Linked DNA regions of Mus musculus: regions 1 and 3 are each linked to region 2. The links are chromatin loops, found by intact Hi-C in ENCODE. Cell type or tissue: left cerebral cortex. All regions are shown on one strand. Each heading gives the region's core, and the rest is flanking DNA. Links, peaks and the distances in the headings are about the cores only.

Region 1 (10,276 bases), core at 1,574-9,573, 52 kb after region 2:
CCAAGCCTTTGTCTGTTTACAATAAGAAAGTTGGTACATAGAGTCACAGTTTCACTTGGAGAAATTGGGATGCCTGTGGCTTAGGGAATGTTTCATATGTCCTCCAGGGAAAGCTGCATGTGGCCTTGAAAGGAGGGGGGACAGCAGAGCAGGCACACCTCGGTGTCACACTCCCCCTCAGTGTGTGCTCCGTAGCTAGAACTACCATAGTTCTATGAACATTTTTACAGCTTGCCTTCCTGTACAAATGAAATACTATTGGTGAAACCGGAAGCTCAGAAACCAGCCAGAGCCGGGAGCCCTCCTAAGGGCCAGTTTCTATGGCGCCTGGCCTTGGCCTGGCCATAGGTTCTGGCGCCTGTCCTCCCTCTGCCTTTCCTTTCCCTTTGCCTACTTTTTGTCCAGTTAGTACTATGAAAGTGCTTTTGAAGGTCCTTCTTTAATTAATAATAGAAATTCTCACTCACCTTTATGTTTATTGTTTCTAAGTACTGTATGTTCTCCTCTCCTTAACAAGCAATTGATAAAAGGCCTGCATGTGGATGTGATCAGTGTATTCTTTAAAAGAAACCCAGACATTTCCAGAAACATGAAGATGGTATTGAGCTACCAAAACCCATTCCCTCACTTACTGACCTTTTTGCTTCTGTGGATATTGATCCTTTAGGTATTTTCGGGCTCACTTGGCTAAACCCATTCCATCAGCAGTGCTCTTAGATTCTCATTTAGAACCCTGTTCTTGTGCAAAGGAAAGTTGACTGTCAGCAGTTGGGTTCTGACTGAGCCTTGTCCTAGAGCCTGTCCGTCCCCCGCAAGGCCATGTTAGCTGTATAGGAGGGGACCTCACAGAGCATCGAGCCCCTTTACTCATCACTGGGAAAGAGCCATGGCAGAGTTTTCCTAGAGAGCCCACTGATCTCCATTGATCTTCCCAATGATACATAGCCTACGCAGGACACAGTGTTCCAACCATGTCCATCGTGACGTTCTGATGTCCCCAAGGTTTCTGGACTCATTCCTTTATACCCCTAAGGAATTATGTTTTTCTCTAGTGGTGTCTTAAAAGAATGGTTACTGAGTCAAAGGGTTTGTGTGTTTCAGATTTGAATAGGTATATTACTCAGTTGCTTTCCAACGCAGAGGGGGCTCACTCCCGTAGTTCTTAGAGCACTGCAGGGCAGAATCCGCTTTCTCATTGTTGCGCACCTGTTAGAGCTTCCATTTGTCTGTCTCCTCATGGCCATGGTGGGGCTTACTTTGTAAACTGCTTATGCACTGGCAATAGCTTTATGTTGAGGACATTGTTCTCTCAGAAGATTCCTTCCAACTTTCTGCATGCTCTGGCATTCTCATACTGTCTCATTAGCTCAGTTGTTTGTGGTATTCATTCAAAATGGTTTTTAAAAACAACTTACCTATTTTATTTACATGAGTACACTGAAGCTGTCTTCAGACACGCTAGAAGAGAGTATCAGATCCCATTACAGATGGTTGTGAGCCACTGTGTGGTTGCTGGGAATTGAACTCAGGACCTCTAGAAGAGCAGAGCCATCTCTCCAAACCTCAAAATGGTTTTAAAATACTTTTCTTGTTTCCTTTAAAGAATCATTTAAAAGCACTTGCATATCTGGACCTGGATCTTTGTATCTTTTAGCAGATTTATATCTGTCAGTGTTGGTAACCGTTGTTTCATATATTTTGCAGCAAATCATGTTTGAGATTTTTCCAACTGTGTTTCTTGTTTGGTGTGCAGAGCATTACTGTATGGCGGGATGCGAGAGTCGCAGCCCGAAGCAGAGATCCCTCTCCAAGACACCACGGCCGAGGCTTTCACGATGCTCCTCAGATATATCTACACGGGGCGGGCGACGCTCACTGATGAGAAGGAGGAGGTGCTGCTGGACTTCCTGAGCCTGGCTCACAAATACGGATTTCCAGAGCTGGAGGACTCTACTTCTGAGTATCTCTGCACCATACTGAACATTCAGAATGTCTGTATGACCTTTGATGTTGCCAGTCTCTACTCGCTTCCCAAGTTAACTTGTATGTGCTGCATGTTCATGGACAGAAATGCTCAGGAGGTGCTGGCCAGCGACGGCTTCCTCTCCCTGTCCAAGGTGTGTTCTGCTCTACGCTCAGTTTCTCGGCATGCCTTCTTGTCCTTAAATGACCATACCACAGTGGTCCAAGAATCAAAACCCTCGCTCAAAGCAGTCATCTGGTCTAGCTTGTGTCCCTGGCTGCTGGAGCTTCAGATCTTACAGGGCTTTGGTTCCGTTTTTCTTTGTTTTCAAGGTTTCTCTGGGCTGGGCGTGGTGGTGTATACCTTTAATCCCAGCACTCGGGAGGCAGAGGCAGGCAGATTTCTGAGTTTGAGGCCAGCCTGGTCTACAAAGTGAGTTCCAGGACAGCCAGGGCTATACAGAGAGACCCTGTCTCAACCCCCCGCCCCCCCCCCCCCAAATTCTTTTTTCTCAAGGTTTCTCTGGTAAGTTTTATGTGCAGAAGAGACTGGTCTGCTCAGTTGGATTTAATATGACAGTCAAGTAAGTTTGTTGTTGTGTTGTGTACTGCCTTTTGGTTTTGTATTTATCTGGAAAATGTAACTGAGGATTCTTTTTTGGCCAAAGGAAAATTCTTTAGAGCTGGGATTATGGTCATTGTCACAGAGGGAAAACTGACAAAGGAGACCTGTTGTGCCAGTGGATGTCCTTAAGTCACTGCTGGCGCTGCTCCTGCCCCTGCTTTACCACTGTAAAAATGTGTCACTTAAATCCGCCTTGAGCCAGAGCAGCTCTCTCTCTCTCTCATTTGTGTGTGTATATTCCTTTAAAGAGATAAGCATCTTGACTTGAGTGAACTATACTTTTTAATATATATGTGTGTGTGTATAACATTACTCTGGAGGTCAGTCTGGAGATCTGAGGATTGAGACCATGACAGTGCAGTGCTACTGTAAAACAAAAGGCTTTTAATTCTAGGCTTATCTCACTGACTTACAAATGTACATGTTCCCAGAGAATACACACACGTATGCATGTGCTCACACATCTATGTACACATGTAGTTTGTCATCTTTGTTCTTGATGTTTTATAAGGGATGGCTACAAACAATACCCACTCCTGCATATATACCTAAAGGACTTTATTTAAGTCAACATAGGAGATATACTTGCACATACAGGCTTATTGCTGTGCTGTTTGCAGTAGCTAAAAAATGGAAGCAGTCTGAAGGTCTGTCAGCAGCCACATAATTGATGTGGTGCATAAACACAGTGGGGTTTGCTCAGCCAAAGAGAAGTGAAATAGTAACAGCCGCAGGAGGACAGACGAACTGGAAATCCTCACAGGAGGTGAAACAAGCCATCCTCCGAGACAAATGTCATTTGTTGCTCTTACAATGGCTATGTGCAGAAATATGCAAATGTAAGGGTGTGGCCATCTTAGTTTGTTTTCTATTGCTCTAATAAAACACCACGACAAAAAGCAACTTGGGGAGGAAAGGGTTTCTATCAGCTGACAGCTCTCAGGTTACCCTCCATCATCACTGGGGGAGTCTGGGAAGGAATGTGCAGGCAGGAATGAAGCCTAAGCCGAGGCCCTGGAGGAGTGCTGGCCCTAAGGCTTGCTCAGCTTGGCTTTTTTTGTTAAACCTAGGACCCATCTGCACAGGAGTGTGCTGCCCTCAGTGTGCTGGACCTCCTCTCACACCAGCCATTAATCAAGAAAATGCCCCCACAGAGTGTGTACAGGCCAATCTAATGGAGGTATTTCCTCAGTTGGGAGTTCCTCTTCCAGAAGACTGTATAGCTTGTGTTGACACAAGTTAACCAACACAGTAGGGGTAGGCCATGAGCTAGGAAGAGAGCTATATAAAGGGAAGAGGAGATCTTAAGAAAGGAGACCTCGAAAAAAGGTAGGTATGTATGAGTGAGTGTGTGTGTGTGTGTGTGTGTGTGTGTGTGTGTGTGTGTGTATGTATGGTAGTGGCATGTGAAGTGGAGCAAAGGAGTGTTACAAGTAAGAACAAAATGTTTGCAAACGTCACTTGCTCTGCATTGTAATTTTAAAAACTAACAAGATAAATCTGTTTAAAGCAAAAAAAAAGACAGGTATAGATGTGTGGGAAAGACCTCATTGCTTTATATAGTGGCACAGAATGCCTGAGTCTGATTGAAGGGTGCTGTTCTTTTTCTTTTTAAAATTGAATAGCCTGTGTTTCCTAGAACTCACTCTGTATGTAGCCCAGGCTGACCTCAGATCCACAGTAATTCCCCTGTTTCAGCTTTCCCAATGCTGTATTACACAGTGGAGAAGGGAAGAGCTAGGAAGACTGAAACCCAAGGAAAGGCTTGCTTTCTGTGGTCCGGTCAGGCTGACTGGCTGTGCATGTGGGCGTGCTCCACGCTGACTTTTTATGGTCCTTTTTTACCCTTTGCAGACAGCACTCCTGAATATCGTCTTAAGAGATTCGTTTGCTGCTCCTGAGAAAGATATTTTCTTAGCCTTGTTAAACTGGTGTAAGCACAATGCAAAAGAGAATCATGCTGAAATCATGCAGGCTGTGCGCTTACCTCTAATGAGCCTCACTGAGCTTCTGAACGTCGTGAGGCCATCAGGACTCTTGTCTCCGGATGCTATTCTTGATGCCATCAAAGTGCGGTCGGAGAGCCGGGATATGGACCTCAACTACAGAGGCATGCTCAGTAAGTACCTGCTCCCCTCCTCACCTAGGACTTTTGTTGGCATCATATGCTAGTTCTAGCTGCAGAGCTGTGGTGCAGGTCTGCAAAGCATATGTTGGGCCGAGAGCACAGAGCTCTGCTTCCTGTGGGTGTCTGTCTCTGCCATCTGTCCCAACAGGATGAGCTGCCACCAACCCAGCACAGCTATTTCCTGTCATTCTGGACACATTCTTTTATATGCTCCTCAGAATGTTGTAGACACTTTCCTGAAAGGTTGCTTGTCATTTCCTCCTTCCTTGACCAAGCCCTGTATCTAATTCTTTAGGTAGCACACATAGAGGTTCTAAGTAATGGGTGATGTTAATAACAGTATTTTGATTTTTCTTGCAAATGAAATAATAGTAATTGACAATTACAAAATGCTTTCTTTTTAAAAGATTTGTTTATTTTATGTACATGAGTGCTTAGTCTTCATACACCAGGAGGAGGGCATCGGATCCCATTACAGATGGACCTCTGAAAGAGCAGCCAGTGCTCTTAACCACTGAGCCATCTCTCCAGCCCTATAAAATGCTTTTTGTGTCATTGTGTTGGAAGGAGATTTGAATCACCATTCAAAGATTTCTATGATCTGGTTTAAACTGGCATGCAGACATTCTATTATGGGGCAGCATAAGCCTTCTGGGTGTACTCAGGGTCCCTCGGATACTCAGCTGTCTCTCTTAACCTCACCCATCTTCCAAACTGGTATTCACCCAATCACAGTGCCACTCCAGCTGACAGGGGTTTCTTGCCTTCTGCTCAATCATCCCATGGTGGTGCTCTCCTGGGTGATCTGGAAGAATTAAACTGGGTTCAGGAAGACGTGTGAGGAGGGAATTTAATCTGCACAACAGATACAGTGGAGTGATGGCTGAGCAGTGGGGAATAACAGAGGTATTGACTGGGTTCCAGGAAGGAAGATCTTGGTGCTAGCAGGATGTAAAACTGAGGATTACGTTTAGTGGATGTTACCACGGTTTTCTATATTAAGAAGCCAGAGATTCCAAGAGCCTATTATCTTAGGATAGTGAACAGTACCGGGTGAGCCCCAGCACCATCTACATTCTCAGAGTTAATGAGCAGAGTGCTCCTGAGAGAAGCTGAGCTTGCTTCTGTGCTGTTCTGTTGGAAGGTTTCTGATGTTTGTCAGTTCTGGTGAGGTTGACTGTTTCCTGGAGTGACTCCTCTGCTGACTGTTTCGGGACATTCCTGAAATGCTGGTGGGCCCTAAATAGATGTCCTCAGCCTGGTCTTATTTCCTGAGTTATCAGATCTAGATTTCTTTTCAAATGATAGTAGCTTTGTGGGTGCACATGCATATGTATGCACAACATGTTGGAGGCCAGAGGTGAACCTCGGTATTATTCCTTAGGAGTCATCCAACTTGATCTTGAGACAGGGTCTTTTACTGGGAGCTGGGACATGCTGAAAAGGCTGAGTGGCGACTGGACAGCAAACCCCAGGATTCGCCTGACCAGTGCTGGGATGTACAGTTGTGTGCCCTTAAAGTTGTGTGTAAACTGGGAGCAGGTTTGGGTCCTCAATGCTTGTATGGTAGCCACTTTGTAGACTGAGCTATCATCTCCCCAGTCCCTGGGCCAGGCAAGTTGGATTTTAAGGCCTGAATCAGTCAGTAGCTATGTGATCTGGCAATAAATGAATGAGTTCTAGTTTTCTATCTCAGTGTTGTTATGAGGATTAACTGAAATAGTTTATATACATATAAGCTCAGTAACAGACCATTGCTGTCAGTATTGATGTGGTTTCACCCATCTCTATGTGATTGCGTGACTCATCAGTCACCACATTCTTGTAAACAGTTGCTTCAAACTCTTGGGGTTTGAAGACAGTGTGTTTGTGGGTCATATGCATTGCTCTTCTAGCCCTGTGGGTGGACTCACTGAGCAGCATAGAGCAGTGAGTGAGTGCTGGATGGATTCTGTGGTAAAGCTCCTGGGATGTGGAAGCACATTGCTGGTATTCAGTCAAAGCTGGGCACAGGGAGGCTCAGAGCACATAGAAGGGAATATGATGTCAGGGTCCAAGCCTTGGAGACCCGGGGAAGAACTGGAGAAGCAGAGACAAAAGAACCGAGAGAGCCACGGACGCTAACCAGGAGGGAGGTGTTGGATGGAGAGGTAGTGGTGTTTCATGATGCCAACCAGGCTAGTGGGAGGAGAGCGAGAGACTTTGTGTAAACTGTGGTGAGCCTGTGAATAGTCTAGGGAGTCAAGTCATTGTGTTTGGAAGGGTAATACTCGCAGTGCATGAGCGACTCGGTTTGGGAAGTGAGGTAAAAAGGCCGTAGAGAAATGATGTAGCTCTCGAGAACACCCTGCAGGTCCAGGAAGCAATTAGAGCGCCTTGGCTAGAGTAGGAGGGAAAGGTGAGGGGACAGGATGAGTGTCCTCATTTGGCATCCTCCTATCTAAGTCCCTCCCCTTCTTTCCCATGATTGGCTGATAGGGCCCTAGAACTTGATTACTGAAGATGTAGTTGGGTCATAGATGTAGGTTATATTTGGTACTTCATACAGTTAAGGAAGGTTCTTTAGAACTGATTAGCTGGGCAGTCCATGTGTAAGCTGTGAATTCTAGTAATCTCTGAGGTTCCTTCTGAGTGGAGTGGTTGAGGCGCTCAGTTCTGGAATGATGTATTTACTGTGATCATTGCTCACAGTGTTCAATTCTTTGTTTGTTTAGGAGGAATTCAGGCAGGGATCAAGGAACAGATTATGAAAGTGTTTGGCAATCATTGAGGGATGGTTGACTAGGAGGGGGGGTCTTATGACTCTTACGGTATTTAAGTAGTAAAATTAATAATAAAAATGCTGAGGAAGCACGGTCCATTCCTAGCAGTTCCTTAAGAGACATCATCAAACATTCAGAGGATGATTTTAGTGCATGTCCCTAATTGGGAAACAGGGTCTAACACTGATGCAGAACTGTTGTTCCTAGGCTGATGGTTCTAAAGCTAGCTCTGCTTGGTTTGGATCTACTGGTAGAGTCTGTGTGATTGTTTTGTTCTTCCTGGATATATATATGTATGTGTGTGTGTGTGTGTGTGTGTGTGTGTGTGTGTGTGTGTATACATTGAGACTTACCAGGAAGCGCAAAGAGGCCTGCATTGACATGAGGGCTTCTTTGAGGTCACTAACATCAGCTTCTGGAAGACTCACCCCTCAGCTGCTTTTCCGGAAGCTTTACTAAATTGCAGATTTTTGGGGCAATCAAGATGTTTTTGCCCAGTGATTCTGGTTGGTCTCTTTGGAAGATAGATTCCATGAATTTTATGCATATACAATAAGGGGAAGCAAATTAACTTTTTAATGAAATTACTTTTTTCCTTAGAATATTTGAACTGCCTCTGTTCCATTCCTTTAACATTTAGTTTTTAATCTTACTTCTGGAGATGTTCTGTCTTGAAAGTCAGTGCTTTTCCTAATAAAGTCAAGTTATACCTTGTTTTGTTTATCTCATGTTTTAGACTTTGGGGAAGAGAACAGTAATTTCTTGTTTCTGTATGTTTATAGCAGGCCATATATCATAGATTCTAGCCTCAGAATTTTTTAGTAAAAGTCAGTATGTAAATTTGTGTGCCTGTGTGTGTTCTAATTATAGACTGGGTCTCTGCAACTGTGATGTAATTGTTGGTTACCTGTCTAGTGCTCATTGATTGAGCTCTTTAAAGATACAGTTGTGTCCTTTTTTGCCTGTGGTCTTCTAGCCTGAGTCAAGACTTAAAAAATACACATTGACTAAATGAATCTTTTTCTTGTTTCTAGACTAGAATTTTAAGTCTTTCTCATCTATCACATAAATTCAGTTATGATAATGAACATTTTAAAGCTCTGTGATTCCCTTTTATCGTTGTGTTGTCTCTGGTGTGTGTTCATTTGTGAAGGTGTTCAGTGTCTTTCCTATCGGATGCTGAACATCTGGGGCTGAGTCTAGTATAGTGAGTGGTTTTCACATAGCTTTGAACACTTGCCTCTAAAAACAAATTGGGTGGGGTCCTGTTTAGCCTCATGCTGTTTCTTGGTAACTTGCCTAAATTTGCCGAGTGAAAGAATTACCTCTGCTGGTCCCAAATTTCGGGACTTGTGCTTCATGAAGCAGGTGTTTGTCCATGATTTCTTGTGTCTCTGAGTGTGTGTTGTTGTGTCTCTGAGAATATGTATTGAGTACCAGCATTGAGAAATGTGGTGTTAGGCCTGCAAAGAGTGGGTTAACGGGGAGGTTAAAGCAAGACTAAAGCCTTGGGAAGTAGTCATAATGACAGTTAGCTGTAAGGGAGTGTTGTGTGAGCAGGAGGACAGTTAGTAAAAGGCGGAGAAGATGACATAGGTAGTAGAGCTGGGTGAAGAGATTCCAGTGGGCAGAGACCTGTATTATATCCAAATAACTCATTATAGATGGCTGAGTCAGGTCCGTGTCCCCAAATGATGGTTAGGAATATATCAGAAAACCACAGAGTAATTAGCCCCGTGCCTCAGATTGTGTCACTTTGTAACTTGGGTTTAAATTATGACTCCGTCTCTGAGCATGTTTACACAGCCTCTCCTCTTTCTTTGGAGAGTGTTGGTTCTAGGTGTCAGCACCTGTGACAAGCCTTCCTTACCTGTGAAGCCTCCTGTGTAGATGACTGTCTATGTCAGTTGTGAGATTAGTGAGGGGAGGGGTTTGAGATAACCTTCCCAACCCCGTTTCTCCCTTTCTAGTAATTGTTTTTTATCTTTGTCCTATAGGACTATAAAACTTAATTTTTTCTTAATGGCTATAAAATAGCATAAAGAAAATTATGATTGCTGTTCATGATCTTGCTCAGTCCCTGCTGCTGCTTTATAATTTTAAGAGTTTTCTTCATGCATAGAGAGATGCAGGTATTAAGAGTACTTATGAAAAAAATAACCCTTACAGTTATATTTGAACATTTTCGTAATTTAAATTTTTCCAGGAATACTTTTCCTTTTAAATTCATTATTGAACTATGGATTTTGAAGGGACAAAACCCCATGGAGCTGTATTTTATCTAGCAGAGCATCCATATTCCAGCTGCCGTGGGGGATCCTCCGCCTGTTTGGATGATCTCAGCCCGGAGTGAAGGATGCTCTCGGGGAATGAACCTGTTGAGAATGGCTGAAAGTGCTCGGGGGCTCTCAAGAGAAACTTCAAAAGAAAACCTCGACCTGTGATAAGCTTTCATGTCTATTTTAGATTTCAGCTATAATCATTTGAAACTCTTGTATCTGGTATATTATTCAGAGTCTGATAGATTTTAGTACCAAAGGAAGGTGGCTTTAGTTTCCAAGCATGGAGGCTTGTTACACGATCCCCTCTATGGTTCAGTCTTAACCTGTGGTGACAGAGCTGTGGTGACAGAGCTGTGGTGACAGAGCTGTGGTGACAGAGCTGTGGTGACAGAGCTGTGCTGTCAGAGCTGTGGTGACAGAGCTGTGGTGACAGCTGTGGTGACAGAGCTGTGCTGTCAGAGCTGTGGTGACAGAGCTGTGGTGACAGAGCTGTGGTGACAGAGCTGTGGTGACAGAG
Region 2 (10,276 bases), core at 1,336-9,335:
ACAGGCTTTTATGGGATGTATGGCTATTTGCAAAGTGACTGATTATCTAGAAGTATTGCATGAAAAGTATATCCCTCAGTAAAGAAATGAGCCTTAGGCAGGGCATGATGGCACAATTCCTTTAATCTCAGAACCCAGAAGGCAGGCAGATCTCTGGGAGTTCAAGGACAGCCAGGGCTACATAGTGAGGCCCTGCCTCACAAACGAAACAAACAGGAGACTAGCCTGGTATTAGTTACTGGATTTAAGCCAATTAAACTTAAAAACATGTACTTGTAGTTTTGCAATTACATGTATTCTTACTGACAAGGCCAACTACAAATATTAAACTCCATCATAACAAAATATCAGCATATAGGAAAGCAGACTTTCTTTTTTCTAAGGCATGAGGAGTATGTGTCTAAAGAACCCATGTTATATATTTTACACACACACACACAAGACCACAACTTGGCTCTTTTATGTTAACTTGAAATGCTTTCTGGTCTATCTGGACTTCCCAAGTCATCAAACTTGGAACCAGTTCTTACCCAGAATCTGTGGGAAATAAAAGTTACAAATATTTAAAAAATTCTGTGTGTATATGTCCATGTTTGTGCCACAGCTCATGTTTGGAGGTCAGAAGAAAACTTAATTTTTTAAAGATTTATTATTTCATGTATAGGAGTACACTGTAGCTGTCTTCAGACACACCAGAAGAGGACATCAGATGCCATTGCAGATGGTTGTGAGCCACCATGTGGTTGCTGGGAATTGAATTGAACTCAGGACCTCTGGAAGAGCAGTCAGTGTTTGTTTGTTTGTTTTGTTTTTGAGTTTTTCGAGACAGGGTTTCTCTGTATAGCTCTGGCTGTCCTGGAACTCACTCTGTAGACCAGGCTGGCCTGGAACTCAGAGATCCGCCTGCCTCTGCCTCCCGAGTGCTGGGATCTAAGGCGTGCGCCACCATGCCCGGCCAGTCAGTGTTCTTAATCACTGAGCCATCTCTCCAGCCCCCCAGAGGACAACTTCTGAAACCCTATTTTTTGTGTGCTATATGCATGTTCTCAACACCATGTGGGTTCCCTGGGACAGAACTCAGCTCATCAGGCTAAAGAGCAAGTGCTTATATCTCCTGAGCCATATGGCTGGCCCCATGACATTCTTTTTAAAAATGAGGAGCATCATTCGGAGGTAGTGGAGCCTTCACGATGTGAGGCCTAGTGGGTGCACCTTAAGTCATTAAAAAGTGAGTCCTTGAAGGGGCTTGTAGGATCCTGCCTTTTTTGTTTTCATTTGGCTTCCTGGTCATGAGGTAAGTGATTTTGCTCCTACGTGCACTCTGTCACTTCACAGGCCTAAAACAAAGGAGCCAGCCGTTACCACACTGAAACCTCTAGTACCATGAGCTGGAACAAACATGGTTGTCTTAGATGTTTTTTGTTAAGATGTTGATGGGAGACTAGCAGACCAATGCAGAGAGACATGCACACCAATCCACTCAGTTCCAAACGCCAAGTGAAAACATTTCTTCAGGGCTTTAGGGTGGGGACATGAAGAGGGAAGGAAGCATGGTTATACAATTCAGTTATATAACTCACATCACAGACACAGTGGTTATCATGGGTGGTTAACAGACTTGTAACTTCCAATTCGGAAAGAATTCTCTGGTGTTCATGTAAAGAGTGGAGTGGGATCATACACAGAAGCCCTGTAACACAAACATTGCTGTGTTCTGTAAGCCATGTTTTCTAGCACCCCTCCCAGTGATCCGGGAGTACATGGTATGAATGGGTACAGTTCCAGGATTGTAGTATTGGGAACTTGGCTCTCTTACTAATTTTGTGATCTTGAGTAATTATGTAAGCTTTCTGTGATGTAGCTTTTTTATTTATATGCATTATAATTAGTACTTATAATGTAATATGTACCTGAAAGGCCATTACAAGACCTATATGAGCTAGTAATGCCTACACCATATTGAAACACAGGCAGCACAGGTATAGGAACCGTGTACCTGGCATGTGGTAATCAGCATTACTGAGTAAATGATGTAATGCATGGATAGTATATTAACAGTATGGAGAAAGAGCATTTACATCAATTCAGTACTTCTAAGTTCCTAGGAAGGTACTGCCTGTCCTGGCTCTAAACCTTGGTCTATTAGCTGTTTTACCCTTATACTGAGTGATAGTCATAATTGTCTGGACAGAGCTCGGCACATTTTATATTAGTTCTCAAGTGTTTGGTGAAATTAGTTGGATTTGTTAATGGTTGCTGTTATCAGCAGCTGAATCTAACCTAGAAGTGGAGGTTAGGTTTTTGGTTTTTTCTTCTTTGATTGATCTCATCCATGCCTAGGCTTAATGTCCTTCAAACCTCAGCTTCTCTCATCAGTCACGGACCTGGGTAATTTGATATTTTCCTCTAAACCTGGAGGACCCCTCCATCAGACCGTAGTCACAGTGCTCAGTCTGTGAGGCAGCTTGATCAATGGTCCTCTCTTTTCCTAGATAAACCGGGAAGCCAGGAATACACGGGGAAGCTGTTGTCTTTATTCTCAGCTGTACTAGTTTCTTACAGCTGTTGTGACAAGTTAGTAGAAACTGTGTGGCTTATACCAATTCTTGTTACACTTCTAGAGATCAAGCCCTAGATTCAAGAACCCAGTCGCTTGCCCTTTCTAGCTTCTATAGGCTGCCTGTAGTCCTTTGTTCCGTTTTTAAGGCTGACTGGCAGTAGCTTCAAAGCAGTCTCCCCTGCTTCTCTCATAAGCTTTTTTTCTGACTCTGTTGCTCTTGTCCCTAGCCCAGCGGGGCAGCATCAGAGCAATCTCTTCATAACTTTTACTGAACCAGGTCTGCAACTTCCTTCTGTCACTTTCCAGAACAGATCAGCAGATTATGGTGATGGGGGCATGGGTCTTGGTGGGAAACATTATTCTATAAAACACAACAAAGCTGGAATTGGGTATCACCTGTGGGCAGTTTCCTAATGTTAAACTCTAGGGTTTGCTCTGTTTCTTCAAAGATCTCCCACTTCAGTTTGCCCCCCCCCCCTTTTTATTTTTTTGGTTTTTCTGAGACAGGGTTTCTCTGTATAGCTCTGGCTGTCCTGGAACTCACTCTGTAGACCAGGCTGGCCTCAAACTCAGAAATCCACCTGCCTCTGCCTCCAGAGTGCTGGGATTAAAGGCATGCGCCACCACCGCCCGGCTCCCTTTGTTTTTTTAAATGTACCAATCCCGAAGTCAATTCTCCAAGGACAAATAAATTGGGGACACGTGTATCGGAAAGTAGATGTATTAAATTGATGGATATCGTTCCACATGGAAGATGAGAGCGGAGAATGTTTCCCCAACCAACGTATCCACATTCCATCGTTCTACCATGTCATCCGTAAGGAATGTCACTACCATTTAGTAACTGACACACAAAGGCAGCTTTCTTTCCGTCTTGCTAAATGTTACTCCCACCTGTCTCAGCAACCACGCTAGAAACCTGGCCTACCTATTCATTCCCCCGCTCAGAGCTGGCCTCCGCGTTTCCATCCCCACCGCCAGAGTCTAGGTTGTGGCTCTGATCCTTCACTGGCCCAGCCCTAACCCTTGCTGTGTCTGTTCATTTTCACTGCCCATTTAAGTCGTCTTTGCTTGGAATTAAGTCTTCCATCTTCAAACCCACACACCCAGGTAAGTAACTTTCAAGAGTGACGACTCTCCAGTTTCGGCCAGGAAAGACCTACAACCCAATTTCTACGGCTTCAAAGTTCACAGTGCCTGCTTCTTATGTGAAAGATGGAGTCTAATGGGCTTTATACGTTACACTTGGTAGTCCTGGAGTGTCGAGGACTTATGTCCGGGCTTTCTGTCAGGGTCTTGAAATAAGGAGTTCGAATGAGATCAGTTCGCCCGCAGCCTCGCATGCATTATTTCGTCCTAAGTTGACACCTTTCTAGCGCAGGCAAGTCGGGTATCCGTCTTCCCACTGACAGAAGGAGGAAACTGAGTCGTGGTATTTCAGGCCTGGCCTCGTAGCACCTTCATGCTGGTAATGCCTCTCTTGGCCCATTCTCCTCGTCCAACTTCTCGCACGTAGCTGACTGTCCATCAGGCAAGCGACTAAGTGCAGAAAGACGAGGCTTTCTCCAACCGGCGCTCCGGCTCGTCCCCTTACGCAGTGACGCGACCGATGACGCTATTCAGTGACGTGTGATGACGTGCCTCACCCTGAGCCAGGTGTCGGCAGGGCGGCCACACCCTCAGGGCCCAGTACTGGAGGGGCAGTGGCTCCGACCTGGGGAAACACGCCGCAAGACCCCCGCCTGAGGCGACCTGGGGCCCTGGCGTCCTGGGTTCTACTGGCCCACGGTTGAGCCGTTGCTAAGTGACGCCAGCGCGCAGAGCGCGTGCGCGGCCACGGCGGTGTGCGTGAAAGCGGGCGCGCGCCGCGACGGCGGCGGCGAGGAAGGCGGCGACGGCGGCGGTCGAGGGGGCGGTGGCCACGAGGCGGGGTCGCTGCTGGCGGAAGAGACGTGTGTGGCGGCTTCTAGGTCGCTGAGGGACATCGTCGGGGTGAGTCGCCCGGACCGCTCGTGAGAGTTGGGGCCTGGCCGCACCTGCTGCGCGGGCCCGGGGCGCGGGGACGCGCTCCCCCTCCCCGCCGGACCCGCGCGCGCCGCTCCACGCCCCTCGGCCGCTGGTTCCGGGGGCGGGGACGGGGGCTGAGGAGGGTCAGTTCCCGGGCCTGGCGCTCTGGGGTGGGGGTGGGGGGGGGTGAGAGGGGGGCGCTGGAGAGAGGGGTGCCGAGGGACAAGTGACTGGACTCCAGTGCGACGCTGCCGGTTTCCTTTTAGGAATTTGAAGCGGGAGAAGCCCGCGTTCCTCAGCAGCCGCGCGTCCACACTGAGACGCCGACTGTGCAAACCTGACAAACGCGGAAATGGGGACCCTCGGGGTTCGCAAAGTTTTGGGGTAAACCGCGAAGAGATCCGTCAGCTCTACCCTGGCGGGTCTGGGAGTAGGAGCGGGTTGTTAGAGAGATCGTTAGAATCTGTGCCTGCGTGAGCGTCGGGCACACCCACGACCCGGGGAAGGCGACTTGTCAGTGAAGATGCTGGTTGACTAACCTGTTGCCTGGACCTTCCAGCCTCACGTGCATGCCCACGTGCTTCTCTGAACATTATTATTATTATTATTATTATATCCTGTGTTGATCCACATTTTTGAAGCCAAGGGACCATATCCATCCAGTATTGTTACTTCCTCATAGACTCAAATCTGCCCTTGTATCTATTTCCCAGAACCGTGCTGTGCTTTGGCCATTTCAAGGGTCTTGCAGGTAGAGCAGCCCTGCCTTTTGTGTGTGTTCTTCCCAGAAGCAGTGCGGGCTGTTATTTATCTGGTGGAAATGTAGATTGTGTTTCACGCGTGGGCTGGCATGGTGAGACTGGAGTTAAATGATGCAACTGGCCATCAGCCAGTATACAGGATTCTGTTGGGTCCGTTGTATGTGGTGGTTTTTTAAGGAGGAATAATGGAGACAAATGGAAGAAATAATCTTTCCCGTTATGAGTTAAAGGCAGTGCCAAGTGAGAGTGACAAGATAGGGAGCACTGACATTTGATCATGCCTAAAAACTGAGGGACATAACTTTAGAGTTTCCACCCAGAGTCTAAAATCAGGAGATTCAGTTTTATAACGGAGTCTCTGTAAGGTATGGTCTCTGAAGTTCTCACGTCTTGGAATCAGTAAAGCTTGCTTTGAAAAACCACTCAGGAGCCACTGTTCTATTACGAGCTTTTGTGAGTGAGTTACTTATTTCCCCTTTTGCTTGTGCCTCCTAGAAAACTGCCCGCTCCCGGGTAGATAGCTATGCGGTTGATGCGGCCTCATACCCCGTGGACAGTACAAGGGGAACATTTAGTTTTATCCTTCACATAGTTAATGCAACTGCCTCCCTCTTTCCCGAGTTGTGCCTCTTAGTGAGAGGGTTATGGGGTCACAAGTGAGGTCCCTGACCAGCCTGTTTTCTTTTAAGAATGAGCTGTCTAGTCAGAAAAAGAAATCATGTATATGTCAAAGAATCCCAGAAGGAAGTGAGGTAGTAGGATTAGGTGGGGCTATAGTATAGGAGAAGTTTACACAGGAGGAGGTCAGATACAGGGCTGGCCTTTAAACAGAGAGTAAAATTGGAATTAGGAAAGAGATAAATCCTGTGGTGAAAAGTTAGTGCTAATTTGGTCATTGGATGGCGGAAGGATATTTTGAGGAGGCTTGTGTGACTGGAGCAGAGAAAGGTTCCTTGTACAGAAATAGTGGGGAGAGAGGCTTTACAGGGTGGCTGTAAAAGTGTTACAGACATCCCATTAATTTTAGTGTAGACTCCGTCCTGGTTAGTTTTTTGTCAACTTGACAAAAACTAGAATCACTGGGGAAAAGGACCGTCCGTCTGCTGAGGAAGTGCTTCCGTCAGGTTGGCCTGCACAGGATGGGTGTGTGGTGTGAGGGCATTTTCTTAATTGATAATTGATACAGGAGGTCCCACCCACTGCCCTGCAGATCTGGCTAGGCCTTGGCAGGCTGTCCTGGGTTGTAGGAGACAGGCAAGCCAGGAAACGGCATCTGGCTCCTGCCTCCAGGTTCCGGCCTTTGCTTTTCTTGATGATGGACAGTTGGCCTGTAATCAAAATAACCCCTCTCCTAAGCTGGTTTTGATCAGGGTTTTATCACAGCAACAGCAAATCAACTGGAACAGAGTATGTCTGTAGGGTGGGATCAAAATAAAATCTTAGACAAGAATAAGTTACAAGTGTTACTCTTTTAAAACATCTGTTTCTCCTCTTCCTCCCCCTCCTCTTCTTCCTTCTCCTGCTTCTTCTTCTTTTTGTTTTGTTTTTGTTTTTTTTTTTTTTGACAGGGTTTCTCTATGTCATGGTTTTTCTGGCTGTCCTGGAACTCAGAAATCTGCCTGTTTCTGCCTCCCAAGTGCTGGGATTAAAGGCGTGTGCCACCACTGCCTGACTCTTCTTTTTTTAAAAAAAATTGGTTATTTTAATCTATTTGATTTTTTTTTTTTTTGAGACAGGGTTTCTCTGTGTAGCCCTGGCTGTCCTGGAACTCACTTTGTAGACCAGGCTGGCCTCGAACTCAGAAATCCACCTGCCCATGCCTCCTGAGTGCTGGGACTAAAGGCGTGCGCCACCACGCCCGGCCAATCTATTTGATTCTTGAGATAGGGTTTTACATATATCCTTGGCTGGCCTAGAACTTATTTTGCAGAGTATTCTCCTTACTCTGCTTCTTGAGTACTGGAATTACAGGTGCTAGCTATCAAGCCCTGCCTAAAAATAAATGTTATTTTTACTTAAAGGATATCTGGCTGAGCTAGGATAAAATTTCTGTATCCTTTGATTTCATTTAGTAATTGGAATAAATGTTTCATTCCTGTGCAGTTATCCTGGGCTGTCAGTATTGCATGCCTTCAGCCACTAAAATCTACCTAATCGTCATCTGATGATATTCAGTGATATTCATGATACAGTTTCCATCATGATTATCTCTCACAATGCCCTGCCAAACAATAACTTCCGACCCTGTGACAAAGGTACAAATATGTTAGCTAGAAAGGGAGTCTATCTGAAGAAAGGTACTAATAGACACTGACAAAAGGATCTGACAGTAATTAGACTCTGCTGGAGAATATTAACTCATCTATAATGTTCTTCGTTATTAGAAAATTCTTGAGCTCTTTGTAGTGACACATTCTTGTAATCTCAGCTCTTGGAAGGGAAAAAAAGCGAGGCGCTCAGAGACTCAGCATCATCTTCTGCAGCAGTAAATTGAAGCTAGCCAGGACCATGTGAGATTCTGTCTCACCCTTGTCTCTACCCCCACCCCAAAAGACAAAATTCTGTGGAATGGTTTGCAAGCCAGAGGTTGAATTGCTGAGATGTGTAGAGTTACTTGGCAAGTGCTATATTATTTAACATCTCAGCAAATATTTATGAGGTGTTAGCTGTGACAAGATACTCATTCCATCAGGAGGACATAGATGAGTGGGTGCTGTAATACTTTTGACATGTAAGTGTCGATCAGAGGTGGGAAACCACCAGCTGTCATATGTTTTGATAAGTTAATTACTTTAAGAATTAATAAATTACTAGAGGAATTGATCACACTTGAAAAACATTGATGGCAAATGATTAGAAGAGAAGAGGATAGACCTTATTCCCACAGATTAAGTAGGTTTCTGTTGTATGTAAAGAGCAAGGCAACTTTCTAGGTAGACAGTCTTTGCTGAACATTAAAATTGAATGGTTCTTTTGGAAATGTCCTGAGTTGTTTCTTACCAGCTTAATGTGTGGCAGTAGAGATGGGATAGATATATTAGAGAGCCAAATTATGACCAGATCTAGGGGGTCTTCCATTCTATTCTTCTATTTATTTATTTTATTTTTAGACAGGGTCTCTATAGCCCTAGTTGTCCTGGGACTCATTATGTAGACCAGACTGGCCTTGAACTGACTGCCTCTGCGTAGAGCACTGGGATTAAAGGGGGTGCCACCACATCTTGCCCACTGTATTCTAAAATGTCTAGGTCCACTGTTCATTTACTTGGCAATGGAAAACCAAGGAAAGTAGGCTGAGCACATCATCAGGAAGCAACCAGGGAGACAGGGACTTGCTGGTGTCTCAGAGAGGAAAGTAGGATGGATAGAGGTCAGAAACATTGTAGTTGCTAAAAGTTGACAACTGTAAGTATGTAGAGGGAAGGGGGATACGTTAAAGATGATGACCTACTGTGAGTAGGTGAGTGATTATGATGCCATTGATTAGAAAATAGAGGAGGGTGGGCTACAGTGCACAGAGGCTGAGTGCTGGCAGTCTTATGGAGTATATGCGGAGTTTCAGTAGACAGATTTCTAGGTAAGTAGGTCGGAATTCTATAGATTTGGCGAGAAGACCAGGAACAATCTAGTGTAAATCACTAACTGCAGGACCCTTGGAGGTAAGAGGATACAAGTCCTTGTGGTACTGCTGTGCCATTTATTGGCCAAGTGCCCTTGTCTCAAATTAGTGTCTTTTATCCTTGGCTTTTTGTTGGAATTAAAGCACTCTTGTGAAGATGGAGTTAACGCACTGTGTACTTGGTGATAGCAGAATGTGCCTGGCACACAAACGTTGAACAGTAATAGCAATAGACATACATAGAAGTAGATGGTCTGACTATATAAAATCAGAGGCTGGGAGTTAGGACAAAGTGGGACTTGGGAAAGCAGGTGAGTGAATCATCGTTTGACTCAGACCGGCTCTCAATCTGCTTTCTGTTTCCCTGAAAAAATACTAGAAACTAAAGAGTTTATAAACAACAGAAATTTGTTTCCTCCGAGTTCTAGAAGTTGAGATGTCCAAGGTCAGATGTTGGCCTGTGGTAAGGGGTGGTGTCTGTCTATCCCTTTCTCCTTGTGTGGGAGCCCCAGCCCTGCAGTAGCAGCAGAGGCCTCCTGTTTTTATGACGTCACTAACACTCCATCTCAGCATAGTCACGCTGAGGATTAGGTCTCCAGTCCCTTCCAGCTGGAGAACAGTTTCCACACTTGAGCAAGCAGCTGCAGAGCATGGAGGCCTTGGTAAAACACAGAAAGCCAGGCTCTTGCCCTGTAAGTTTCCCATCAAGTACATGTAGATGGGGCTTCATGTTTTGCAGTTTGAACAAGTGTCCATGTGAGCCTATGCTGGGACCAACATTGAAAACAACTGAGGAAGGCTGTGTGTGTAGAGGAGGAGTGAGCATGGGCGGGAACGGCGATGTGAAGTGTTTGGAGGGGTCCAGAGAGAGTCAAGAATGGATCAGTTTTCAGACTGTAGGTTCATCACCTGCTTAGTTCCGTAGACTTGCATCTAGTGTTGTCTTCTCCAGAGTCTACTGAAAGCTGGGTATGTGACAGTGAGTGGATGAGTATTTTAAGCTGCTGATCACTGTGGGAGAGTGCATGGCCTTCACACTGATTTCATCTGTGCTCCTACATTGAGATGAGGATATTTCTAATCTCACACACATAAAATAACTGCAGATTTTTTTTTTTTTTTTTGCATTTGGCTTTCTGTTACATACCTCATTCCTTTTTTTTTAATTTTAGAAAAAAAAATGACAATTTGGGTTGTAAAATCTGCTGTGGTGGTTGTTTGTGTGTGTTTGTGTGAACTTGACACAAACTGGAGTCACTTGGGAAGTAATTGAGGAATTGTCTTCGTCGGGTTGGCCCGTGGCCGTGTCTGTGGGACATTGCTTTGATT
Region 3 (10,276 bases), core at 1,212-9,211, 110 kb after region 2:
TAAAAATTAGATCTACAAACAAATATGACACACACACACACACACACACACATACACACACACACACACACACACCAGTGGAGAGGTTGCATGAATTTTATTTAAGATTTTACCCAGAATATTTGCTATTTTAAGTCAGTTATATGGCAACATTTTTACGGGGTCTCTTATTGAACATATAGGCCATTTCTGTAATTTTTTGTTTGTTTTTTGAGACAGGGTTTCTCTGTGATGGAACTCACTCTGTAGATCAGGCTGGCCTTGAACTCAGAGATCCACCTGCCTCTGCCTCCCAAGTGCTGGGACTAAAGGTGTGTGCCACCACTGCCCAACTGTAATTTTTTTTAAAGAAGTGCTTGGAAATGCCAGTGGCATCTTTGTCTGCAGTTTTGATTGCCATCTTGGGTTGTGTACTAGTCTGCAGCCTGGATGTAGGCAACAGGAACGCACCCGGTGCTCACTTGGGTGAAGAAGCCGCACTTGGCTCTATAGTCGGTGAAATGGCTGAGATGCAGTATATATTTACTGAATTTCTGATGAATCTCATATTGTATAGCCCAGACTTGGAAGACTCACTTGTACTAATTTTGATAATATTTTTTGAGACCTGGGACCCACTAAGAGTAAAGGAAGCCAGGCGTGGTGGCGCACGCCTTAATCCCAGCACTTGGGAGGCAGAGGCAGGCAGATTTCTGAGTTCGAGGCCAGCCTGGTCTATAGAGTGAGTTCCAGGACAGCCAGGGCTATACAGAGAAACCCTGTCTCGAAAAACAAAAAACAAAAAACAAAAACAAAACAAAACAAAAGAGTAAAGGAAACGTCCTTTTTTCACGCTGGGATGCTGTGCTGGAAATACAGAGCTGTATTGGCTCCCAGAGAGCTTCTTTTTAGTTGAATTACGCTAATTGAATATAGTGCTCTTCAAAAAGCGTACACATTGGTCTTCATCTCCTTTGCAGCACTGCTCGAAAACGCCCCACGCTGGTTCTATTAGCCTCCTTTTCAATTGAGTGTCCTTCTTCTCAGTTTGTCTCACATGTCTTAAAAACTAGAATGTACGCTCTTATGGATAAAGAACGGTTATTTTCAAATCTAATCCCCTCCTTGCGTAATGACACATGATTATAGGTTTTCAAATGTTCCTTAACCAATTTGGTGCTTTTTGTAGTTATTGAAGATCCCTTTAGCTGCAAGTGAGAGAAAACTGACTCAAAGGTTAAAAATAACGAGGAAGTCCACGTAACAGGTATTTAGGTAAAGACCCAGAGATTGGCCTGCTTCCCAGCTGGTTCATTTGGTTACATTATAAAGGATATAGACTTCTTCGTGCTTAGATTCTGTCATCGTTATGATCTGAGCTTTGCCCCAAACAATCTTTTTGTGATCACAAGGTATCTGATACATGGGCCCAGGGATCATGAGAAGATCTTTCCCTTGATTTCTCTGAAGAGCTAAGGAGCCTTTCCCAGAAGCCCTTTGGAGATGGCTGTAGATCATTGGCTAGAACTAGTTGGAGTTACCAACCCTGTAACTAGTCCTCAGTGAACTACCATAGCAATCACTGTTCAGTTTTTATGCCTGGCCAGAGGGTGCATCCCCCAAGCCTTTTTATGGGGTGCATAAGAGTGCTATCAAGGTTTGTTAGGAAGAAAGACGGAGAACTCTATGGGCAACAGATAGCATCTCTTACATTTTGTTTGTGTTTTTAAGTTTGTGGTGCTGGGAATGAAACCCAGGGCTGTCTGCATGCTAAGCAGACGTTCCACTGTGGGCTTGAGTCCCAGCCTAGCATTATTCTGTAATGAAAATCTCTGATCTTGTTCTCTGAAGTTGTTGGTGGTGGCATGACTGCAGAGGCTCTGTATGTAATTGTCATGGCTTTCTGAGCACATTGTTGTTTGGTGACATTTTATGTGTTTATTTGCCCTGGTCCTTTTAGGTTTCTGGTACTCAGTATTCTTACTTTCTCTGAGGATTTATTATTTTGACTCTTAAATAGTTAGGCAGTGTACATTTTAATGATTTCTTATTAATTTCATCAGGGATGAATTTCGCTAAACCTAGGCTCTTATCCTGGGTTCTCTGGCAGACAGCCCGAGGCAGAGACTGAGAGCTGTTGATATTTTCCTTGAGAGGCCCAGGTCCAGGTGTATAGGAGTCACGGGCAAAAAGAAGCGAAGCTTGGAAGGCTGTGGAGAAACGAGATGAGGGTGCCGCTCTGAGCAAATTGCTAAGCAAGCGTGGGCCCTGGTCTTGCCAACTGGTCTGCTTGGAAAGGATTGTGGTGAGGAGGAGGAGAGGAGGGAGTGGAGGAAGAGGAGGGAGTGGAGGAGGAGAGGAGGGAGTGGAGGAAGAGGAGGGAGTGGAGGAGGAGAGGAGGGAGTGGAGGAAGAGGAGGGAGTGGAGGAAGAGGAGGAGGGAGTGGAGGAGGAGAGGAGGGAGTGGAGGAAGAGGAGGAGGTAAACTAGAGCTGTCCTTGGGAAAGAGAAGGAGATGAATTCATCTGCCTGATTTTTTTTTCTCCTCTTCCTAGTTGGAGAGTTGCAGGAAGCAGCCTCCTTTTACACTTCTAACCTGTCCATTTTAGGCTCTCTCTCTCAGGCTACTCAGGATGCTGGATCCTACACTTAGTGTGGGAAGCCACACAAATCCAAAGTAAGTGACCAGGCACTGAGGAAGAGGAGAGGAGAGCAGGAAGTAAGGCAGAGGGGAAGGAGGAGGAGCAGATCCAAGAGAGGACTGGGTTTGGCTTTGTCAGATTGTTTTGGTATTTAGTTAACAGGTCAGGGTTAGATTCACAGAGCAAGCTAGCCTAGTGCTTTGAGACTCAGAGCTTTATGGGTGGGAGTGCTTGCCACCCCACCTGATATGCAGGTTTACTTTGGTCTGGCCTGGGAATCTCCTGTTGGAAGGATTGGCAGCATTCCAGCGCTCACACATCAAACTGCTGGGGGATCTGGGTCAGCATCGACTCCTTGAAGTCATTCTGAAATATGACTGAGGTGGAGTACAGCGGCTCTGGCACGCTTAGGGCGTCCTCTCTCTTCAGCTTTATCACGATTGATGGCTTCTCTGGAATGCTAGACACTTGGAAGTCCCTTGAGTATCACCTTTGAATTCCGAGAGTTCTTACAAGGCCAACTTCGTTTCAAAGAGAGCAGTTTTTGCTTTTTATTCAGTGTGCAGTGAAAAAATTGTGCTGATTTGATGGCAGGTGGGGCACAGTCTGACAGGATGGAGGAGAGGGTGTCCTGGTGGCTCTGCTCTCTGCTGCTTCATATATGACTTCTGTCTTCTTTCCTTATATGTGTCTTTGTTTTCCCATTAATGTTCTTTATCCCGACCACTATGACTGCTTAATAGATTCGCAGAGTAATGGCAGCTGTTTCTGCGTGGGAGATTAGAGGATGAGCTTGTCACAGATGAATGTTAATTGGCAACATCGAGCAGGCCTGAGGAGACTTCCAGCTTCTCGGTCAGAATAGGACCTGACACAGAAGACTCGGACGATCCCAGCATGTCCCTAGCTGAATGCTTTGACTGGCCCTGAAGTGTGCACTGGACAGTACAGGTGGGGCTAGGTGGCTCCCGATCTGCTTAGGAGGTGTGGGAGTTCTTCCCTAGGCCCTGGTTTGAGCTACTCAGATTTTTTTTGTACATATTTTAAAAGGATCTGTGTTCTTCATATGACTTTGGTGACTCTGACATAGTCACCTTAAGTTTGTTGGCTTCTAAAGGCATGGCCTGGTTTTCTGAGGTTTTGTTTTGTTTTAATTTTGTGGAATGTCTGAGTGTTGTTTTATTAGAGTAACAATAACGCATGGAGATAAGGGTCCCCCTTTTTCCTTCTGTCTTCCTGGGGGTACCTTCCCCTTCCCTTGCCTCGGGCTCTTTAAGGTTTTACTTGCATGGCAGATTCAAGGGAATACTTTTTTCCTTCTTTTTGAAGCTCTGCTTATGAGCTAGAATCATAAAAATTCACAAATTGTGCCAAATTTTCTTTTGTTGATGACTGTGATTTAGCCTGTTATGTAACTGTAATGTATAATTTACACATCCTGAAGACCAGCCGTCCTTGTACTGAGCAACTATATTTAACCCTCACTTTCTTTGGGGGGAAGAGAACATTACCAATTATCTTTGAAACTGTATTGTGAGACCGTGCACACTGATCCACCCTCTGCTTCCATTTTTAATTTTTGGTACATCAAGTTGTACGTTCCGACTTATTCTGTGCTTTTCATACATCTGCACCCCAGAGGTGAGGGGCCTGGTGTCTGACGCCGGTGTTCCAGCCCTCTCTTGCCCTCCCTGTCCAAATCAGCAGTGAGATGAAATGTCTGCCACCCCAGGGTAGTGCAGGTCCAGAGAGGACGCAAGTACTGTCTTCCCATGCTTCCCCTATCGTTGTGAAGGAAAGTGAAGAAGGCGTTTCGGGAAACGTTTCTGGAAACGTTTCTAATGGTGCACAGTTCTGTGCTTAGCAGGGAAAGAGCAACTCTGCCCTTGTTTGCAACATGGCATTACTAGTTCCTCTGTGATGTGTAGACTTTCTGAAAGAAAATTGTTCATGTTAGTGTCCACATGTCTTGAACTTTAAAGTCTAGTCCAGGAATAAGTTCAAATCCCATAGTGGTGCCCTTTAAACAAATTTGTTAATTTCCTTCTCAGCATCCTGCTTCTTCCCCTGCTGCAGGCTCCGGGTGGTGCTGGGTGGTGCCTGGCAGCGAGGGGCCTTGACTGTTCCCCTTAGGAAGGGAAGGCTTGAATAAGAAAGAGTACCTTAAGGGTAGGTAGGAGGAGCTGCTGTAGAGCTATCTAATGGATGTAATAGTTCATATATAAAGTCTGAGGAATAGGAGTAATATTCTGCAGCTGAGTAACTGTAGATTAATCCATCTTCAACCAGTACTGGAAGCATCTGTAAATGGGGAAATTATCTTTTCCTTTTTTTTTCTTTTTGGCACAGCTGGACTAAATGTTTTTTCCCAAATACTTTAAAGTTAAATTACATCCACATACCAAAATCATAGGAAAGATGGAAATAAAGTGTAAAAGTGTTCTTTTCAGCTATGTTTACCATGGTGATGGTGGTCTGTTTGGGGGGATGCAGTGTGGCAGGGCACCCTGAGGTCACTATAGAAATTCTTCTTGTGTTAGAGGGGCCCGTAACAGCTTGTGGTGGTCCATTTTGGCTTGAGCTGGATGAAGTAACCCTTTTAAGGTGGGTGGTGCCGTCAGCCGGGGAAGCTTCTCCCCAGGCCCTCCCTTTGACCCTTTCAAAGCCCCTTTTAAGTCCTCCTCTGAAAGCACATCACCAGGCCTTCCTCTTCTGTCAGCAAAGGCCAGCCGGCTCTCTCCTCCCCTGCTCTGCCCTTTAATGAGTGCTTGCTTCTGTGGAGGGAGAGGGACTCCAGGACATGTAAGCATTTTAATAGGCCTGAGTGACATTCTACAGATATGTTTGGAAGACATGAAAGGGTGCAGGCTTTGCTCCTGTCTCATTCTCATCGAAATTAGAGATTCCATTCACATGCTGTGCCTACAAGGTGTTTAATTTTGGCAACATATTCTGTTTGAAGATTCTTGAGGAAATAAAAAAGTAAAAAATGCCAATTCACAATTCTGTTTATTGGAAGTGAATGAATACAGATGGAATTGGTACATTCTATAAAGACTAAACTAAAAGAGTAGAAGTAGCTTAGGAGTAGCCGCAGCATCAATGTGGCTGCAGACGTCGGCAGTTTACAGAGCACTTTGCTCACAGCCCATTGGCATTCAGCACAGCCTTCTGTGGCAGGAGCTGCTTTGGCCGAACTCCTCCGGCTTCTTTAGCTCTAAGATCTCTGAGCCTGAATCTCCACACTGGCTCTTTTAATTGGCATTCTTGCGACACCATGTTATTAGACGGGTTGACTAGTCAGAGCGTCTGCTATTGGTGGCAGCTGTTCTTCATGTTTAATCTTTCCTCCTCTGCACCTCTCATCGCTGTCACTTTCAGTCTGAAAACTGGAGCATATGTAGCCATCTTTATTTACTTTTGTTCTGTGCTAGCATTTGCCTTCCATTAAATGAGGTTGTCCTTTAGGAGACAGCTGGCGATTTGTTTCTAAAGTCAAGACTAGACTCATCTGTTGCATTCGGAACCTGGGCTATGTTAGGGAGGCTGCAAAAATAAAAATAACCATCGGTGTGAGCACTGTGCTGGAGCGGCAGACAACTGTCCCCACCAAAGAGCTGCCACTTCCGCTTGTAGTTGGTGGCTCTGATACTTTTCTCCTGGGAGTTTCCCAGCCAACAGTAGACAGTGCAAGCATCTGTGAAGGGGCTGCCTGGGCGCATGCCTGTGTGCCAATCTCCTCCTCTCCTCCAGAGGGGCCAGTCTTCAGGTTTACTCTTATGAGCAGCACTCCTAATTTGATTTTAATGTCAGCTCAAGGAAGTTTGCTTCTCTTCCTTTTGTATTGAAGTTATTGAAAGCATTGTGGTGATCTTTAACCAAGATGTGCTTTTGTGCTTTATTAAATGAACTTAAGGAAAAAAGTTTAAACACCAAGTCAGCCTAAGGGTTCTTTGAATTCTCATGATCAAGCATAGGTTAAGAGTTTTTTATATATATATATATAGTTTGTTTGTTTTTTGTTTTTTGTTTTTTTTTTTCGAGACAGGGTTTTTCTGTATAGCCCTGGCTGTCCTGGAACTCACTTTGTAGACCAGGCTGGCCTCGAACTCCGAAATCCGCCTGCCGCTGCCTCTCAAGTGCTGGGATTAAAGGCATGTGCCACCACTGCCTGGCAATTAATTAATTTTTTGAGAGCTTTTTTCACGCAGTGTATTCTGATGATGCTTTCCCCTCCCCAAGGCTTCCCAGATCCTCCCCACTGCCCAGCTCTGTGCCCTTTTTAACAAAACACATAAATAAAACCACAAATGTACAATCCCCACCCCCAAATCCCACAGAAATGGCAATATGCCACACAGACTCACACACACCACACAAAGCTTAAACAAAGTATTAGGAGGCAAAAAGCCTAGAAGAATGCCGTTGGGTTTGTCTGCATTGGCCACCTACTCCGGGGCACGGGCCTGCCCTTAAGTAGAGTTGATACCCAGTGAGACTCCACTGGAGAAAGGGAAATTTTCCTTTGCAAGCGGACATCAGTTGCAGGTAGCTTCTTGGTTAGGAGTGGGAGCCTTTGTCCACTCCACCTCTCAGTCTCCAGGGGCGTGGCATCTGACTTGAACCTGTGCAGGCCCTGTGCACGTTTCCACAGTCTGAGTTCTTATGAGCATCAGGCCTCTTGGATCCAGAGGACACTGTTTCCCTGGAGTCATCCATTATGTCAGCCTCAGTCTTCCTGCCTCCCCTTCTGCAGGGAGCCCTGAGTGGGAAGGGGTTGATGAAGAGCCCCAAAGGGTCTCACTCTGACATGTTTTACATAGAGCGGATGGCTCAACCCAGGGAAGAAGCTTTGCACCTGTTGAATTGCTTTTGACGTGGTTTTGTTCCATACATCGATGTGTATCTTTTGTAAAATTTTAGACCATAAAAATGTTAGCATCTTAGTTTGACGTTACATGTAACCTGTTAAACTTCAGCATTTAGGCTCCATGGAAGTGCTTAGCCAGCCCCAAAATTCAATCACTGTAGCAGTGAACTGAAGATACTAATATAAAGAATGGGTTATAGGAGTTTGGATTCATTTTTAAAGGCTTCCCTTTTAGAGTTAAAGAGTTAATTCTTAAACATGAAAATATTTTTGGAACTTTATTAAACTATTGATGATTGCCTGTAGCAGAATTTCTTGTGATTGAAAGTGTGCGTGCACGCCTGTGCCTGCAGACGAATGGTAGCTTGTGTGGCTAAGAGGTGGTGAAGAGTTTTCAGTGTGTTACTTTAAAGGGAGTCAGTACACCTCAGTAAACACCGACTTCTTGACATTGACAATACAGAAAGCATCCACTGCTCACTAGAACAAGTCCTATGTGGGTCATCTTGACAGTGACACCATATGGGGTCTAACATGCACATATTCACACTTAAACTCTGTAAGCGTACAGGAGATGCAAACCATTGGGATCCTCCCTTGGGAAACTTAGTTCTAGTTCCTGATTGCCCTTCTGACCAAGCTCCCAGTCCACACTCTGAGCTTTGATGAGGGTCCCGAAGTCTTTCAGTTGCCCTTGTTACTTCTGCATATCTGGAAGTAGTCCTGGGGTGTCACCTCAGGATGTTTGGAATGCTGTTCCTGCCCTCTGTCCAGTTAGATAGATTTCCACTGTGGTTTTCCACGTGCTGCTCTCATGTTCCTGAGACTAAAGCCCTGACTCTCTGATTCCCCTCTTATACTATGACTCATGTCTAATGGATATGCAGTTAGTCATGATAGCGGAAAGATTCAAGCAATGCTCAAGATACTTATAAAATACTATGGGAACCTAACACAGAGGAGGAAATGATTAATTGGTTTGGGAGGAATTCAGAAAATAGTTTATAAAGAAGTAAGCATTTATCTAAGGTCTTGAGGGATATGTAGGAGTTTTCCAGCTGGAAGTTTCCTCCTTTGGCAGAGGAGGCCTTCTGTGATGGATGATAGTGCATCAGCAGTGCAGACACCAGTCATGTGCAAAGAGTGGTGTGCATGGAATCCGGTGCCGGCCAGTAGTGGGGAAGGGTGAGGTCAGGAAGAACAAAGTGTGGAAGGAGGCGTGCTGCACTGGGGGCTGCACATACTGATTGGAGGCAGTACCACCAGCAGGATTTACACATCTCAGGAATGCGGTGATCCAGTTCCTGCATCTTGCCTAATGTATGGTAGAACAGCTAGTACCACACTAGGTGGGTTTAGTCATGTGACAGATGTTGTTGTGAGGGGACATGAAGCTCAGGGTAGCTGGCTCTTGGACTAGAGTGAGGCAGTGCAGCCGCGTTCCTAACCATCCTTCCTCATCCTGAGTCACTGCATGTGTGACAGACACCAGGAAAGGATGGCGATGTCCCCCAGGCAGCATTCCGTTTGCTCTTCTTTTCAGAAGTGTTACGTCTTTGCAGACTTAGTGCTAAAGTTCTGTGAATTCTTGCTCCCTCTCAATGGATGGTTCAGAAACACTTTAACCGTTATTTCGGGTGCTAGAATGACCGGCATAGTACTGTGGTGTTAGTGACAACATGAAGACATTCCATAGCCTCCATAGATAAGAAATGGAACTGTTACTTCAAAAGGAGCAGGGGTAGCTCATTGGTAGAGCATGTGCCTACTGTGTGCAGTCTCTGAATTCATGCCCAGGGAAAGAAGTGAGAGAAGAAACCAGAAGTGGTAGGTTACAACATGCCAAATAGACAAGGTGACATTGGAGTCAGACACTCGGAGTCCACAAGGGTGGGGCAGTTTAGAACACTGGAAGTAGACACTAGTTCCTCAAGCAGCGGCTCAGAGAGTGTCATAGGATTCCTGGGCAGTGTTGGCTTTGCAGTGAAGTCTAGTCATCTGGCTGCTCTCCAGCTGTATGCATTTGTGTGTGTGCTCAGAGATGTTCTGGTCTGACCTCAGACACTCGAGGGCATCCAGGGCTGCAGTTTGCCAGACAGGCATAATGGAGGAGGTGTGTCGGGGAGACAGGGAGTGAGAGTGCTCTACACGGGGATTATTGTGATGCACATCAGATCTGAGTTGAACAGATCAGGGAAGGGAGGCCAGAAAGGGGTGAATGGTGGGGTGAGTGGGATCCACTTAGGGAAAGAAGTTCCACAAAGGAAAGGGGTCACTGATGCTGACAGATGGGAAGAGGATGAAACGTGGCATATTGGAGGTCTGAATACTGGCATGTCTGTGATTTTTCCAGATCAAATCAAGGAAGTTGTCTGTGGATTTGGGCCACTAAAATATAATAGGAGAGGGTTCCTGGAAATGAAAATGTCAAGAATGTGAATGAGGGGCAAGATTTTATTTGCACATGCACAGTATAATTGGCACAATGGCAGGAGTTGAGAGCCAGGCATGCAGTTTTCAGTCCAGGAGAGCAAGTGCAGACTTGGGAGGTGATTGTGCCCTGAACAGGTGGGGCCTGACCTTTGAAAGGACAGGGAGGGTTGCAGGCACAAAGAGAAGAAAAATGGTTTTGAGAATAGTAAATGGGACAAAGATAATTTTCCTCCAACTTGTAGCCCCAGGTTTTATGGGGCACCGAGAAGAATATATTATCATCTCTTCAGGGCTGCTCGGGAATCGCATGTTTAAATACCAGCAATGAGAAAATCAGGAGGCTGGAGAGCAGA

The links. Peaks named below come from ENCODE experiments on the same cell type or tissue, not always from the same donor. Only the 100,000 strongest peaks of a DNase experiment are listed, where the experiment ranks them.
Region 1: a loop joins it to region 2, with 2.8 times the contacts of the local background. A loop is called at or near these places in 3 of 42 quality-filtered maps.
Region 3: it touches region 2 in a loop (2.5-fold over the local background); 3 of 42 quality-filtered maps call a loop at or near these places.

What each region holds. Positions count from the first base shown.
Region 1 is chr17:30,519,143-30,529,418 of GRCm38, reverse strand. Btbd9 (BTB (POZ) domain containing 9) reads left to right here. Exons shown (of 11, transcript NM_027060.1): 3 at 1,754-2,117; 4 at 4,442-4,706. Among named protein-coding and RNA genes, the nearest start is that of Btbd9, 52 kb to the left of the region's middle. In left cerebral cortex, for the core only: a CTCF peak has its summit at 6,568; DNase peaks (open chromatin) are centred at 3,728, 4,817, 5,717, 6,658 and 1 more place; H3K4me3 peaks cover 509 bases; H3K27ac peaks cover 2,151 bases.
Region 2 is chr17:30,570,422-30,580,697 of GRCm38, reverse strand. It overlaps Btbd9 (BTB (POZ) domain containing 9), which reads left to right and starts at 4,411. Exons shown (of 11, transcript NM_027060.1): 1 at 4,411-4,552. In left cerebral cortex, for the core only: no CTCF peak of the experiment used is centred there; DNase peaks (open chromatin) are centred at 4,342, 4,985, 5,371, 9,270 and 3 more places; H3K4me3 peaks cover 2,587 bases; H3K27ac peaks cover 2,534 bases.
Region 3 is chr17:30,463,666-30,473,941 of GRCm38, reverse strand. The region is part of intron 6 of Btbd9 (BTB (POZ) domain containing 9); the gene reads left to right. Among named protein-coding and RNA genes, the nearest start is that of Btbd9, 110 kb to the left of the region's middle. In left cerebral cortex, for the core only: no CTCF peak of the experiment used is centred there; DNase peaks (open chromatin) are centred at 5,523, 5,847, 6,156, 7,094 and 6 more places; H3K4me3 peaks cover 283 bases; H3K27ac peaks cover 4,589 bases.